Regions from separate parts of the Homo sapiens genome. Here region 1 is linked to region 2. A link is an interaction called in ENCODE POLR2A ChIA-PET data of the cell type or tissue named here. Cell type or tissue: OCI-LY7. All regions are shown on one strand. Links, peaks and the distances in the headings refer to the core of each region. The heading gives the core; the rest is flanking DNA.

Region 1 (7,557 bases), core at 2,067-4,566, 140 kb before region 2:
AATGTGAATAGAAAACAAAAAAGTACTAACATTATATGTAAGTTATATTGCTTTAGAAACCCTAAGCCTGGCCAGGCGCAGTGGCCCACACCTGTGATCCCAGCACTTTGGGAGGCCGAGGTGGGCGGATCACCTGAGGTTGGGAGTTCGAGACCAGGCTGACCAACATGGAGAAACCCTGTCTCTACTAAAAATACAAAATTAGCCAGCCATGGTAGTGCATGCCTGTAATCCTAGCTACTCGGGAGGCTGAGGCAGGAAAATCGCTTGAACCCGGGAGGCAGAGGTTGCAGTGAGCCAAGATCACGCCATTGTATTCCAGCCTGGGCAGCAAGAGCGAAACTCTGTCAAAAAAAAAAAAAAAACCTGAGCCTAGCAAACAAAGACCTATGATTACTCAGCATCTAAGCCAATCAATACCCAAAGCCCCCAAACCTTCCCAAAAGGTTTCTGCTAAAGAAAAAAAAAGAGAGGAACTCTATTCTAATGACCACCTCAAACCTTTCTTTTTTTTAATATGGAATGCTTCACAAATGACGTGCACGTAATCCCCGCAGAGGGACAATGCTAATCATCTCTGTGTAATTCCAATTTTAGTATATGTGCTGTTGAAGCAAGCATTGTTTCTTCTGTTTTGAAAACGGTATTTTTTTACTGTGGTAATCCTGTTTTCCTTTCATTTTTGTGCAATAGATGTTTCAGGATGATCAAATATATTATTTAGCTATAGGTTCCAAAATCATAAGGCCTTTTAGAATAGTGCTATTCAAAGACTATAAAGCTATGTTGCACTTTTGCAACTATAGACATATATGTGATACTTCTGAGAATTTTTATTTAAGCCAAACAAAATAAAACAAAACACCATGATCTCTTGAACATTGTCATTGTCACTGTACTATTTCATGGCCAAGCCAAAATTCTTTGAGAGCAGATAATAGGAAAGATAGTATTTCATACAAAGTTGAGAAAATCATGGATGGCTAGTACAGGTTAACTAAATTATGCAAAGGCATGTATTGAGATGATGACACAATAAAGACAGGAATTCGGGGCTTTCTCTGTTTTCATTCAGAGACAAGAAAAGACTAGGCAGCAAAGCTGGGCATGGTGGCTCACACCTGTAATCTCAACACTTTGGGAGGCTGAGGCGGGAGGATCACTTGAGCCCAAGAGTTTTAGATCAGCCTGGGCAACATAGTGAGACCCCCCATCTCTACTGAAAATCAAAAATTATCTGGGCATGATGGCAATGTGCCTGTAGTCCCGGCTACTAGGGAGGCTGAGGTAGAAGAATTGCTTGAGCCCAGGAGGTTGAGGCTGCAGTGAGCCTTAATAGCGCCACTACCATCCAGCCTGAGTGACAGAGTGAGGCCCTGTCTCAAAAAAAAGAGACCAGGCAGCAGCTACTGACACCCTAGCTTACTACCCATCTCTGGGCACTATCTCTTATTAACCTATCTTTGAATTTTTATTAGGGTGACACCAGCAATAGTCCCATACTCCTAATCCAGGTAAGGGAAAAGAGAGCTGGAGGCAGAAACAAGGAGGGAAGGGATGAAGATGGAAAAGAGAGAAAGAAAATGAATGCCAACTAGTCTTCCTCTCCTCACTTTGGCAGTGATAGACTCTTGCTCACTCCCTTTGTGCACTCTGGTAGAAAAGCAGCACATTCCATTTAGTTATGCCTCTGTCAGCACGGCGAGTGTTATTTAATTGCAGAAAACAATTTGGAGATAAGAGTGAGATTCAGGAAGGAAATTATTTTCCTTTCTTTTCAAAAATGGTACAAAAATAACAAGAACAAAACCATACTTAAGGAAGGAAGTAGATGGAACACAATAATATGGAGAACCATTATTCCTTCCCAGATTAGGCAGGAGAGCTAGGATCTAGTCCTATCTGGCCACACAAAACACATGGTTCAAGCTTTCTGGAGTTCCGTTTCCTCATCTGAAAAGGCAGGGGGTTAATTTTGTATTAAGATACTTTGAAGAAGGAATAACCATTTTTCGTGAAAGTTCAAGGGAGGATATAAAAAGAAACTAAGATTTAACAACACTTATCTTGTGCCAGGTAATTAGCACTAGGATTTTTAAAGTAGAGACTCAAGCATCCTGGGTTTGTGTTTGTGTTCTGCCTTCTACTAGCTGTGTGACCTTGGGCAAGTTACCTAACTTCTCTGTGTTTCCTTGTCCCCAGCAGAAAATGGGAACAATGGGCCAGGCACAGGGGCTCACGCCTGTAATCCCAGCACTTTGGGAGGCTGAGGCGAGAGGATCACTTGAGTCCAGGAGTTCAAAACCAGCCTAGGCAACATAGCAAGACTTCCTCTCTACTAAAAATCTAAAAATTAGCCAGAAGCAGTGGTACAAGCCTGCAGTCTGAGCTACTCTGGAGGCTGAGGCAGGAAGATCACTTGAGCCCAGGAGTTCAAGGCCACAGTGAGCTATGACTGCACCACTATACTCCAGCCTGAGCAACAGACAGAGATCCTAACTATAAAAAATAAAAATAAAATGGGAACAATTGTACCTTCTCCAAAGGGTGGCTATGAGGAAAACAGTTTATATATACAATGTGGTTTATACATACTATATATACATATATATCATAACAGTAAACTGGCACAAAGTATTGCTATGTAATTGCTCTTATAATGATTATTACAACTTTATAGAGATATTTTTATAGATGAAAAAACAAAATAGATGAGGAAACCACGGCTTCAGAGCTTTGAGTTTTTCTGACCTCAATATTCGGTCTCTCAACTATTGATTACCCTGAACCAGTTAAAAGAAGTGAAAGTCAGCCGGGCGTGGTGGCTCACGCCTGTAATCCCAGCACTTTGGGAGGCTGAGGTGGGCAGATCACCTGAGGTTAGGAGTTCGAGACTAGCCTGGCCAACATGGAGAAACTGTCTCTACTAAAAACACAAATTAGCCGGGTGTGGTGACGCATGCCTGTAATCCCAGCTACTCGGGAGGCTGAGGCAGGAGAATCTCTTGAACGCCAGAGGCGGAGGTTGTGGTGAGCTGAGATCGTGCCATTGCACTCCAGCCTGGGCAACAGGAGCGAAACTCCATCCCAAAAAAAAAAAAAAAAAAAAAAAGAAGTGAAAGTCACAGAATTTTGTAGTCAGTTAGGGAAATCCTACCAGTTTCACAACGAGTCAATCAAAACCTTGCAATAAATACACAATAAAGCTGTGCTTCAAATGTCCTCCAACACCTAGCACAGCTTTTAGAACAGCTAATTTGCTTAGGTGAAGAAATGCTCCAGGCAGGGCACAGTGGCTCATGCCTGTGATCCCACCTCACTGGGAGGCAGAGGTAGGAGTCACTTGAAGCCAGGAGTTTGAGGGCAGCCAGAGCAACACAGAGAGACCCTGTCTCTGTGAAAAAATAAAAAAATAAATAGGCCAGGCATGGTGGCTCATGCCTGTAATCCCAGCACTTTGGGAGGCCCAGGCGGGTGGATCATTTGAGGTCAGGAGTTCAAGACCAGCCTGGTCAACATGGCGAAAGCCCATCTCTACTAAACATACAAAAATTAGCCAGGCTTGGTGGTAGGCACCTGTAATCCCAGCTACTAGGGAGTCTGAGGCAGGAGAATCGCTTGAACCAGGGAGGTGGAGGTTACAGTGACCAGAGATTGCACCACTGCACTCCAGCCTGGGCAACAAAGTGAGACTCTGTCTCAAAAAAAAAAAGAAAAATAGAAAAAAATAACCAAGTGTGATGGTGCATGCCTATAGTCCCAGCTACTCTGGAGGCTGAGGTGAGAGGATCACTTGAGCCCAGAAGTCAAGGCTGCAGGGAGCCAGGATCAGGCCACTGCACTCTAGCTAGCATCAGTGACAGAGTGAGACCCTGTCTCAAAAAAAAAAAAAGCCCCAAAGACATTACTCTTGTGTTGGGCTGAAATCCAGTGAATTGGTGGCCCCTCTCTCTCTCTCTCATCTGAAGGTTTTCAGAGATGCAAATTGCCTACTTGAAATTCTGTGGCATTAGACTTCTGCTTGGATGAGTCCCTGGCCAGGAGTAGAATCTTTTTTTTTTTTTTTGAGACTGAGTCTTGCTCTGTCACCCAGGCTGGACTGCAGTGGCACGATCCCAGCTTAGTGCAACCTCTGCCTGCCGGGTTCAAGCGATTCTCCTGTATCCCCTCCCTAGTAGCTCAGATTACAGGCACCCACCACCATGCCCAGCTAATTTTTATATTTTTAGTAGAGACGGGGTTTTGCCATGTTGGCCAGGCTGGTCTCAAACTCCTGACCTCAAGCGATCCACCCACCTCAGCCTCCCAAAGTGCTGGGATTACAGGCGTGAGCCACCTCGCCCAGCTAGGATCCATTTTTTTTTTTTTTTTTTTTTTGGGACAGAGTCTCGCTCTGTCACCCAGGCTGGAGTGTGGAGTGCAGTGGCGCGATCTCGGCTCACCGCAACCTCCACCTCTTGGGTTCAAGCAATTCTCCTGCGTCAGCCTCCTAGTAGCTGGGACTACAGGTGCATGCCACCACACCCAGCTAAGTTTTTGTATTTTTAGTAGAGGTGAGGTTTCACTGTGTTAGCCAGGATGGTCTCAATCTCCTGACCTCATGATCGGCCCACCTTGGCCTCTCAAAGTGCTGGGATTACAGGCGTGAGCCACCATGCCCGTTGTGTGTGTGTGTGTGTGTGTGTGTGTGACACGAAGTTTCAATCTTGTTGCCCAGGCTGGAGTGCAATGGCATGATCTCAGCTCACTGCAACCTCTACCTCCCGGGTTCAAGCAATTCTCCTGTCTCAGCCTCCCGAGTAGCTGAGATTACAGGCGCCCGTCACCACCCCTGGCTAATTTTTGTATTTTTAGTAGAGATGAGGGTTTCTCCATGTTGGCCAGGCTGGTCTCGAACTCCTGACCTTCGGGTGATCCACCCACCTCGGCCTCCCAAAGTGCTGGAATTACAGGCATGATCCACCAGGCCTGGCCGCCAGGATACTCTTTTAAAGGAGGAATTGGTAAATCCTTTCCCTCTGGTGATAGGGACAGTTTTGATAAAGATGGAAGGGGGAAAACCATGTGCATGACTCCAGACTCAGAAACCAAAACCCAAGTTGAATTCCATCTCAGAGTAAAATCAAGTACTACAGATGAGAAAACACAGACGGTAAGAATTATAAGACTAGTGTGTCTTTTCTTAGGGGATAAAAGCTGTTTGACAGCATCTGCAACAAGTGGTTCACAAACACGTCCATCATCTACTTCCTCAACAAGAAGGAGCTGTTGGAGGAGAAGATCACACACAGCCCCTGACCATCTGCTTCCCTGAGTACACAGGGTCCAACAAGTATGATGAGGCAGCCAGCTACAACCAGAGTAAGTCTGAGGACCTGAATAAGCACAAAGACACCAAGGAGATCTACACACACTTCACATGCGCCACCGATACCAAGAACGTAGTTCGTGTTTGATGCCATCACCGACGTCATCATCAAGAACAACCTGAAGGACTGGGGCCTCTTCTGAGGGGCAGTGGGACCTAGCAGGATGGGCCACCACCAACTCTGTACCCCCCAACCCCTGAGGAAGATGGGGCAAGAAGACCATGGTCCCCACCTGTTCCCTGGACACTTTTCTCTTCTTTCCTTTGTTCTTAGCTCCCCCATCCCCTCAGCTTCAGACATAGGGGAGGGGTTGCCACAGGCCTCCCTGTTTGAAGCCTGCCCTTGTCTGAGGTGCCAGTAATGGCCATGGTACCCCCTTTCTGGGCATCTTTCTGGTACCCCCCAGAAGCTGTGAAGATTCTATTCTACTCAGTAGCTCTCATTATGTAAAGAGGAACCCTGAAATAAATCAGTTGTTCCTGAAAGTTCACAAGAGTAAGAAAACAGACTGAATCGTAAAAGAACTAACTGGTATAAAAGAAGAAGCCAGAAAGTAGTGGACTGGGACCAGAGAAATAATATTTGAATTTAATTAATCTGTTCAACAAATATTTGCTCCTTGCTAACATTTTGCCAGGTCCTATGCTTGTTATACAGTTTTGATCAGACAGACACGGCCCAAGGGTACTTAGAAAGCTAGTTGCGGGTGAAGGGGGAGAGCCAATGTACAAGAAAACAAATATATATAATTGTAAGTTACAGTGGTGCTACAACAGAAAAAAAGAGGTTGCCATGTAAGATGATAAGAAGGTATAAGGAATTTACTTTGGACCAAGCATTCAGGAAGGCCTCTGAGGAAGGCAAAGCTTGACCAGAGGGTAGGAGGAACTCAGAGGACAGTGAAAGGAGAGAGGAATAAGGGGTGGGGGGGGAGGGTGGAGATTTCAAGGTGGAGTGAAAAATGCAAAGATCCTAAAATAAAAGCATCTCTAAGAATCAGAGGGCCAGTTTGGATGGCTTGACCTCTACCCTTCTTGAATCCCCTTTGATACTGAACATTTTGGAAAATCCCGTGTAGCATATACTGTGTGCCTTCCCACAATAACTGATGACTCTTAAATCTCACAAAAACAAATTCAACTGATGAATTCACGTCCTTTTAACATACATTTTGAAGATTATCTTAGCCCAAACCGGCACCCACATCCTTCTGAGCGTACTGACTCACTAGACAAAGCCAACCCCTCCCCTCCTGTGTACAAAAATAGCTTTTCCATATCTACTGTTGTAATTGTTTTTTTTCCAGGGCTTTATGCTCTACTGAAACTAAACACTTAAATGAGCAATTTCACTCTGGTTTTAAGCCCAGGGGAAATGACAACGGTTTTGTCTCTGTTTTGAGACTTAGGGGCAAATTTTAAATCGTTAATATATAATTAATCCTATGTAACATCATAGAAACAAAACATCTGATTCTTCTTTCAGTATATTGCACACGTAAAATGCACATGAAACCAGGTTTGGAGAGTGATTCTTAGTAACGTAGCCTTGCATTTGTGCTTCGACATAAAATTGAGACATTCTCAAGAGGCCTTGGGACATGGTGACATGTTGCGCAGTTTGGCCAGCAGAGGGAGACCAGAGAGTCGTGAAGCACGCAACGAAGCCACACCCAGATTAGGGTTATTATCTGTCTCTTCTCTGAATTTTCAAAAAACACAAAAAGAAAATGAGAAATTCTTAAAACAAAGCCCCTTTTTTATTGAAGCAAAATCCACATAACATAAAACTAGCCCTTCTAAAGTGTGCAATTAAGTGGCATCTACCTCATTCACAGTGTTATGGAACCGTCACCTCTATCTAGTTCCAAAACATAAGAAATGTTTAAATTTTCTATAAAGGGAACTTGCAAAAACCCAGGCGTGTCCTATCCTCCTTATTTCGTCACATTCCCAGTTTTGTGTCCACCGGTATTCTGTCAGGAATGGTCCCCACGTGTTCCCCCAACAGCCTTCGTCACTGTACAATTCATAGAATCGGATTCAGGGTTACAATTACAGGTTCGAAAACCAAAAACATCCCAGTTCTTTAGTTCTTCCTCTAGGAATTGCACAGTTGCAATAGACAAGCCAGTATAGGTGACTGTTTTAAAAATTCTACACATACTATGTCATTTATCAGCAAAGAA
Region 2 (7,557 bases), core at 3,021-5,520:
CTAAAATATAACTTCTAACCCAAAAGAAAGTAAACATAAGTAAAATTTAGCCTACTTTACTTGGTAGGAGAGACTTAGAATATATAAAGTCAGTTTACTCTTTAGAAGATATGGCACCTTTTGTAACCTTTCACTTTGTCCTAATTTTATATAGAGTGCCATGGGAGCCAAATGAAGGAGATCCAATGGCATAACAACAAGTAACGATTGAAAGTGAAGAGATTAAAGAAATACTAATTAGAAACATCTAAGTACCTTGAGATCTTTTATGTGATAATCAGTTCTGTTTTCTTTAAATGTTACCGCTGTGTTAAAGGACATCACTATCAACTTGATGTTCTTAATGGTGATACTGAATAAGAAAAAGTTAAAGTGTATTCAAGCTATGCAGTTTACTGAACAGATAAATGAAATAACATTTTATAAAAGATTTTTGCTCAAATTAGTTGAGCTAAGAAGTTTATCACTGAAAATAATGAGTAAATTTCCTAATAGAATGTTTTCTTAACCGTACACTAGATTAGATAATGGCCGTTAGGCCATTACAAACTTTATTTTTGTTGAAAACTTACATCTATTTACATTTATTAATTTAACATTTACAGTGTCTATGTGAAGACTACCTTGATGATGCATGAAACATGATAATTTATAATCTTGATCTGACTTAAATTTGAATTCCACATTTCCCAGAGTGAAAGCCAGCTTGTTAACATTCAAATAATACCACGACATTGGTAACTCTAAGGAAGTGCTAAAAGAATGTTATGCCTTTTTGGAAAATGGTTTTCTAGTTAGAGTTCAACTTTAGAGAAAATTGAAAAAGTGATTAACTTGCACAGGAAACAGTGACTCCCCTGCTTTACTGCTCTTCACACTTTGAAAAGAGAAAGTGATTTGAGAGAAAGCCTAATGTCTATTCAAATAAGTGATTGTTTTTTAATTGCTCAGGTTAGAACTCTCACAAAGAGTTCTCTGTTGGTGATATGTAACAGTCTGTTATTAGTCATTAATATGTGAATATGGAAATTGTGAAAACAGCACAAATTGATTTAGCAAATCTTCATCAGTTTAGTGAAAGAGGGACCTTAACACTGGAGAGAGGTCTGAGGAGTTGCTTCTGCATCTGCCTGAGGGAATCTTGTCTTTCCTTCTGAAGTAAGGCAGATACAGCTAGCCAACTGCCAGTAGAACTATCTGACTCGTGTATCCCTTTGTTGGATATAGAAATACCTGTACCATGGCATACATAGTGGAAAACATTAGTATAGAAGTTAGGAAAAGATTACTTCTGCTCTCGTACTGTTATTAAGTAATTGTGTAGTTTTGGATAAATATTTAACCTCTTTGTGTTATCCCTGATCATTAAATGAGATGGGTCGTTGGAAGAACACCAACTTTGAGTCAAACAGAGTCAGGGTGAATCCATGTTCTTCCTCTCATTAGTTATAGGTTATATGAAAAATGGATATATAGTGCTCAAAGTACAGTACCTATTTATGATTATGTGTTCAGTAAGTCTTAGGTATTTTGTTTGTTTGTTTGTTTGTTTTGAGACAGAGTTTTGCTCTTGTTGCCCAAGCTGGAGTGCAATGGTGCTATCTCAGCTCACTTCAACCTCCGCCTCCCAGGTTCAAGCGGTCTTCCTGCCTCAGCCTCCTGAGTAGCTGGGATTATAGGCGTGCGCCACCATGCCTGGCTAATTTTGTATTTTTAGTAGACACGGGGTTTCACCATGTTGGCCAGGTTGGTCTCGAACTCCTGACCTCAAGTGATCTGCCTGCCTCGGCCTCCAAAAGTGCTGGGATTACAGGTGTGAGCCACCATGCCTGGCCAAGTCTTAGGTATTTTTATGGAATGAGGCAAGTTACTTATTTTCAGAACCTCAGTTTTTCTTGTTTTTAAAATGGGAATAATGTTTATCATAAAGAACTAATATTGGGGTTTAAATGAGGATAACAAATATAAAGTCAAGTGAAGTGTAGCACAAATTAAATATTGGTTGCATTTGTTTCACAAGACTCCCTTTAGCACAGATCTTTTTTTTTTCTTTTTTTTCTTTTAAAAATCATCATTTCAGGAAGAATGGAGTTGGGAGAAATCTGGTCTACTGGGTAGTTTAGAAAAGGATCTTTAGGGAGAGGGCGTATTTAGGGGCCTGGCTGATTTACAGTAAAAATGTCACAGAGCAGGGTCTTTAGAATCTCCAAGTGAAGACTTTGAAGAGTCTAAAGGGGACAAAATAAGAATTCTTACTTGTGCAAAGGCAGCATGGTAGAGTGAAAACTAAAACAGACTGTGAATTGATCAGTTACTCAACAAATGTAACAGTTATTTATTATGCACCTATTATTTGCCAGGTACTGTTTGATGCTTGGCATATAAGATCCTTGCTCTCTCTCAGGGAGTTTACACTTGTGGAGGGAGTGGGAAGACACAGACAATAAATATGAGAGAAGGTTGCAAATACTTAAGGATTGTGAATGCTGTGGGGTAGGGTAGAATAGGTATCTAAGAGCTAGATGAGCACTACACAAAATGTGGCCTGTGATCAGTCTGAGAACTGTTCGCTTCTGGTCCTCTGTGAGATAAGAACTGAAATTGAGAGTTTATAGAAATTTTTACATCAATCTGATAATGTAATTTTATGTCAGTTGAGTCAAAACAATTAAAACTCATATTTTATATGCCTTATTTTTAATTTCATTTTTCAGGTAATTCATTGCCACCATATTTTACAATAGCATTGATCTACAGTGGGTTGAAAATAAAACACCAGTCTTTACTGTATTCATTTTAGCAGTGAGCTAGATCAACAGTTGCCATTGTTAGTACTATTAGTAAGCATGTTGTGGAGATTTTCAGCTTCTTTTGATGAATAATTCACTGTCAAGTAATTAGCTTATTTGGCTTAGAAATACTTACATCCATGTTATTTACACTATATTTTATGTTGGACTAAGTTATTTTAGGTCTTTTGATTTTCAAGTACTTTTATTCATGGTTGGATGCATGATACAGGTAGGAAGAGAACAAAATTAAAACTGTAAGGTATATAATAAGTGATTTCTTTTTTTAATTTTTAACTTCTAGATTCTGTTCTCAATGCTTAGATTATTTCTAACATTTTTTCTCAACTCATATTTTATGATCAGTATATGGTACTTAGAAAGCTCTTTTGATATAAGATCTTTCCTCCAACCAAGAGTTAATTTATGCATGAAATTGTATCATTATATTTGTCCCTATCACTTCATCTGCTGCTGGTGGGTCATAGATCCTGAGAAGAGAATATAGTTGTTTGAGGAAATTTATCATTGATAACCTAGATAATATTTTTGATTGTCTATATAAGTCTACCATTTGCTATTGATAAATGATAACTTTATGCGTCCCCTCATTTATAGCCCCATTATCTTTTTTATGTGATAGGGGTAACTTAAGAAGTATGTTGAAGATAGCTGAAAATAAGATTTAAAAATATGGAAAATATTTTGGATAACCCCTAGTAAGCATTTTAAGTACTTCTTTTCATTTTGTTATTTCAGATGCGGGACTAAACTAGTTTCTGGATTGTTACTTTAAAATGAAATTTAATATATCTCTAGCCTTAATGAAAATGGTAGTGGAGTAGAATTATGTATTAGTAGATAATAAATTAACTAAAAAATAAGTAAAAATAAAGAAAAGGGCCTTGCAGATAATGACTCAACTCTTGCCTTGTCAGATCTGGCCAGTAAAAACAATACATGAATGATACAGGTTTGAAAAGAATGTGGCACAGACAGAATATTTTCTTGGGAAGACATTCGTAATTTAATGTGCCTAGGTTTTTATACTCAGCACATGCTTTGGTAATATTAACTAGTGGTAAATGTGTTGAATTATTTAACCATCATAATAGTGATACCTGAAGGTACACAATTCTTATTATTTGGTGAAATGTTAAACAATATACTTCTAAGAGCACATCTACTTAATAATGTTTACTATTTAATTGATTAGTTAAAATTTGAAAGGTAGTTGTAGAGTAGAATGAGGATAACATTAGGTAATGTGAATTATAATTTGTATTTTTAATGATTGCCAAACAGCAACCATTGAATTTACGTGGTCTGTGCCATAAGTAAGCTAAGGCTTTTGAATATCTCTGAGAGTTAAAAATATTTTTCTTGTGGTGGGGGGTGGAATTTCAGTTATATAAGAATTATAAATTGGTTTTCTTTTATTACCTGGATTTGAATTCTATTCAAATATGTATATCAAATATATGTAGATAACTAGATATATTCTAGAACCAGTCAGTACATGTTGGGGAACGAATGGGGAGGGTTTACTCAGCAGTACTCTCCTTTAGTTTGGTCATGAAATGAGGACTGCTTTATGTAAATTGTCCTTACTGGCGCCAGCTAGCTGTAACTGCAGTCTGGCTGTGCTAGGGTAGCAAATAAAATGTGTCATGGATTTTCTGTTTGGAATGTATAAGAATTCAGCCTTTTGGACTGAAAGAACAGAGTTGATACATTAGAATAGCAGTAGTGAGACCACAATTGACAGTGAATATGTGAAATAGTGAGAAGCTATAAGCCTTTTAAGCTTTTAGTTCTTTTATAGGTTTATACCTATTGATACTATTGGGTAATATGTGGGAGGTACTTAACTGCACACAGTTGCTGCAGACCTAATAGTTGGCAGCATAGAAAGCAGTACAAAGAATTCTGATTCTAGGCATTTTCACTTTGAAATAGTCATTTTGAAGATATACTCTGTGTGTTCTGTGAGCTTCATTGACATATTGTCTGACGTTTTTTGGCTTTTGTGGTAAATGGGATGTATGCTGCACAAACTACCCAACAGATGTGAACCACTATTTGAAAGGAATTTTAATATGTAGCCAACCTACTGTATTCTTGTTTTTTTTTTAATGAATATGAATCAAACAAGAAATTTAGACTCGAGAAGGCTGACCTAGAAGTCTGCATTAGCTTTTAATGTTTATACAAATGAACTAAGTAGCAGTGGTTTACAGAAGAGGAAGTCCTTTTCACAGTGTCAAGCTGCCCACAGGTAAGAGATTCAGGTCCTTTTTCTGTGACACCTACCCCCCAGGCTTTATGTTTTTCTCTCACCATTGGAAGTTTTTAAAAATTTGTTTGTTTTTAGTTCTAATGAAAACAGGATTGGTAGATCGTTTAATGTTAATATTCAGGAGATTTTGAATGCCACATTTGGATTTGGTATTTTTTAAAATGTAATTTTCATCTTCTCAAAATTCCTTCACATTTGAATTGAAATGAACTAACAGTGGACTTCATATATGAATATTACTCATGCATACAATATGTTCATATTACATAGAAATCAGTTTTAGATCTCTTTTCATTATAGTCTGTTACTATATTCTCACTTGTAGTGACACCAACTGGTACACGCAGAGAGATGACATTTTGTAACCTCACTTAAGTATAAAGTTTTAGTTTAAATTTACCACTTTGAATTCACCTTTACAAATCAGAGTGCTTATGTTTTCAAATATGGCTCATTGACATACATTAGATAATGTATATTTATACATATAACTTGGTCAATTTTCTACTTCCACCCTTATTCTTTCCATTTCTCTATATTTAAATTTATTATTATTTTAATAAAGTGATTTTTAAAAGTCTAAAATGAATGTATTAATTAGGAATTCCACTAAATTTCATATTTCTTAACCTGGGTTAAAGGAACACAGTCATTTGTTATTATTTTTTTCTATGCATGAAATATTGTATACAAAAATATAAAATTCCATTGCAATAAAAATAATCTACTACCATTGCTGTAAAGATAGGAAGGTGTATGTTTATAAAGAAATGCCAATGTATGTGTTCATTCGTATCAGTATGGCCAGAAATATATTACTGATTGTAATAATTTTTGGAGGGTGGGTGAAGAGTTGAATAGCAGAGTAAAGTGAAGAGTGGTAGTGAGGTAGCTTAGAGTAGTGTATCAAAGAAAGGAATTACGTCAGGCAGCTCTCTGCTCTTTCCCTCCCTCTTTAGAAGTCAAGCAGCAGGCTCTTTCTGTAACCAAAGTGTTACTTTTAGGTGGGACTTCCAGTTCTCTAGTTTCTGAAAGTTTGGTCACTTATTGCTACATAGTTGTATACTTTAAAACTGGGGGCCAGCTGTGATAGAAGCCATACTCATGTTTCAGGGGCAGGAACTGTTCCTTACTTGTTGCCTTTTGACAGTGTTGCTTGGATTTAAAAAAAAAAAGCATATATTTTATTAAAGTATAGAAACGTAACTTTTTTGTGTATGTTTCATCTCAGTAAACAATTTCCCTATGATTGACAAAATGATGATAGTAGAAAGAAATCAATTTTGATTGATGTGTTTGAGGTTGGATGAGGAGAAGGTCATGCTTCTTGGTGTGGAAGACATACACATCTGAAACAGTAGGAAAAAGTTTTTCAAACTTCTCTTGTGCTATTATATTGGTTAGGGGAATGCTGGGCTGGGAAGATAGTTGAGATGGGCTAGTTTTTACATATAGACAAAGAGAAAAAGAGTTGATAGACAAAAACAGGAATTTATTGAATGCTGTTAGAGTTGGAGGTCATAGCAAAGAAAGATGAGGGATAGTAGGACAGAGGTATATTTTGTACATAGACAATCAAAACAAAGATAAAAGTCATGAGTATGATTACAGGCGTGGTGGCTCACGCCTGTAATCCCAGCACTTTGGGAGGCCGAGGCAGGTGAATCACCTGAGGTCAGGAGTTCGAGACCAGCCTGACTAACATGGTGAAACCCCGTTTCTACTAAAAATACAAAAAATTAGCCAGATGTGGTGGCGCACGCCTGTCATTCCAGCTACTTGGGAGGCTGAGGCAGGAGAATTGCTTGAATCCGGGAGGCGGAGGTTGCAGTAAGCCAAGATCGCACCATTGCACTCCAGCTTGGGCAACAAGAGCGAAACTCCGTCTCTAAAAAAGAAAACCAAAAACAAACAAAAAAACAAAACACCAAAAAAACAATGAGGATAAAGGTATATAGTCTTTGAGGCTATTGAAGTTGAGTGTGAATGATCCAAAATTTGGAGTATAAAAATCTTTGAGTTCCTAAAAAGTGTTTGTGTTCCTTTTAAGAAAGAAAATGTATTTAGCAAGCAATGTAGAATCTCAAAATCTTCAAAATGAAATGAACCTAAGTGGTCAGGTAGTTTCTAATATTGCACTTTGCACAGGAACCTACTGTTTGATATTCCTGACAGATAATTATCTAGTTTATACTTCACTATTTCTAATGACAGAAGGGAGAGTCTCTATTTTCATAAATCAGTTTCTTCTTTTATTGGGCATCCAAACAAATTAACATTTGTTGATTTTGAGATGAAGTTGCCTTTCATTACTTTTATTTTTGCTTCTCATAGCCCCCCACTTTCTGTCTGTCTGTAGCTCTCTTTCTCTTGTATCTCTTTTACATGACAAATATGTACTATTTAAAGAAAGCTCATTAAAATTTTCTTATGTTTTCTAGGCTAAATATCAATATCTTTTATTTTTTC

The links. ChIA-PET counts read pairs that join two places held together with the same protein. Peaks named below come from ENCODE experiments on the same cell type or tissue, not always from the same donor. Only the 100,000 strongest peaks of a DNase experiment are listed, where the experiment ranks them.
Region 1: POLR2A ChIA-PET joins it to region 2 with 6 read pairs; 27 of 35 experiments call an interaction of 5 or more read pairs at or near these places.

The regions. Positions count from the first base shown.
Region 1 is chr12:14,249,721-14,257,277 of GRCh38, forward strand. It overlaps the pseudogene RNU6-491P and the pseudogene GNAI2P1. Among named protein-coding and RNA genes, the nearest start is that of ATF7IP, 110 kb to the right of the region's middle. RefSeq lists an enhancer at 1-188. In OCI-LY7, for the core only: no CTCF peak of the experiment used is centred there; no DNase peak of the experiment used is centred there; H3K27ac peaks cover 886 bases.
Region 2 is chr12:14,390,186-14,397,742 of GRCh38, forward strand. All of the region lies in intron 1 of ATF7IP (activating transcription factor 7 interacting protein), which reads left to right. Among named protein-coding and RNA genes, the nearest start is that of ATF7IP, 28 kb to the left of the region's middle. RefSeq lists a silencer at 2,410-2,704. In OCI-LY7, for the core only: CTCF peaks have their summits at 4,352 and 5,412; DNase peaks (open chromatin) are centred at 4,416 and 5,046; H3K4me3 peaks cover 1,792 bases; H3K27ac peaks cover 2,500 bases.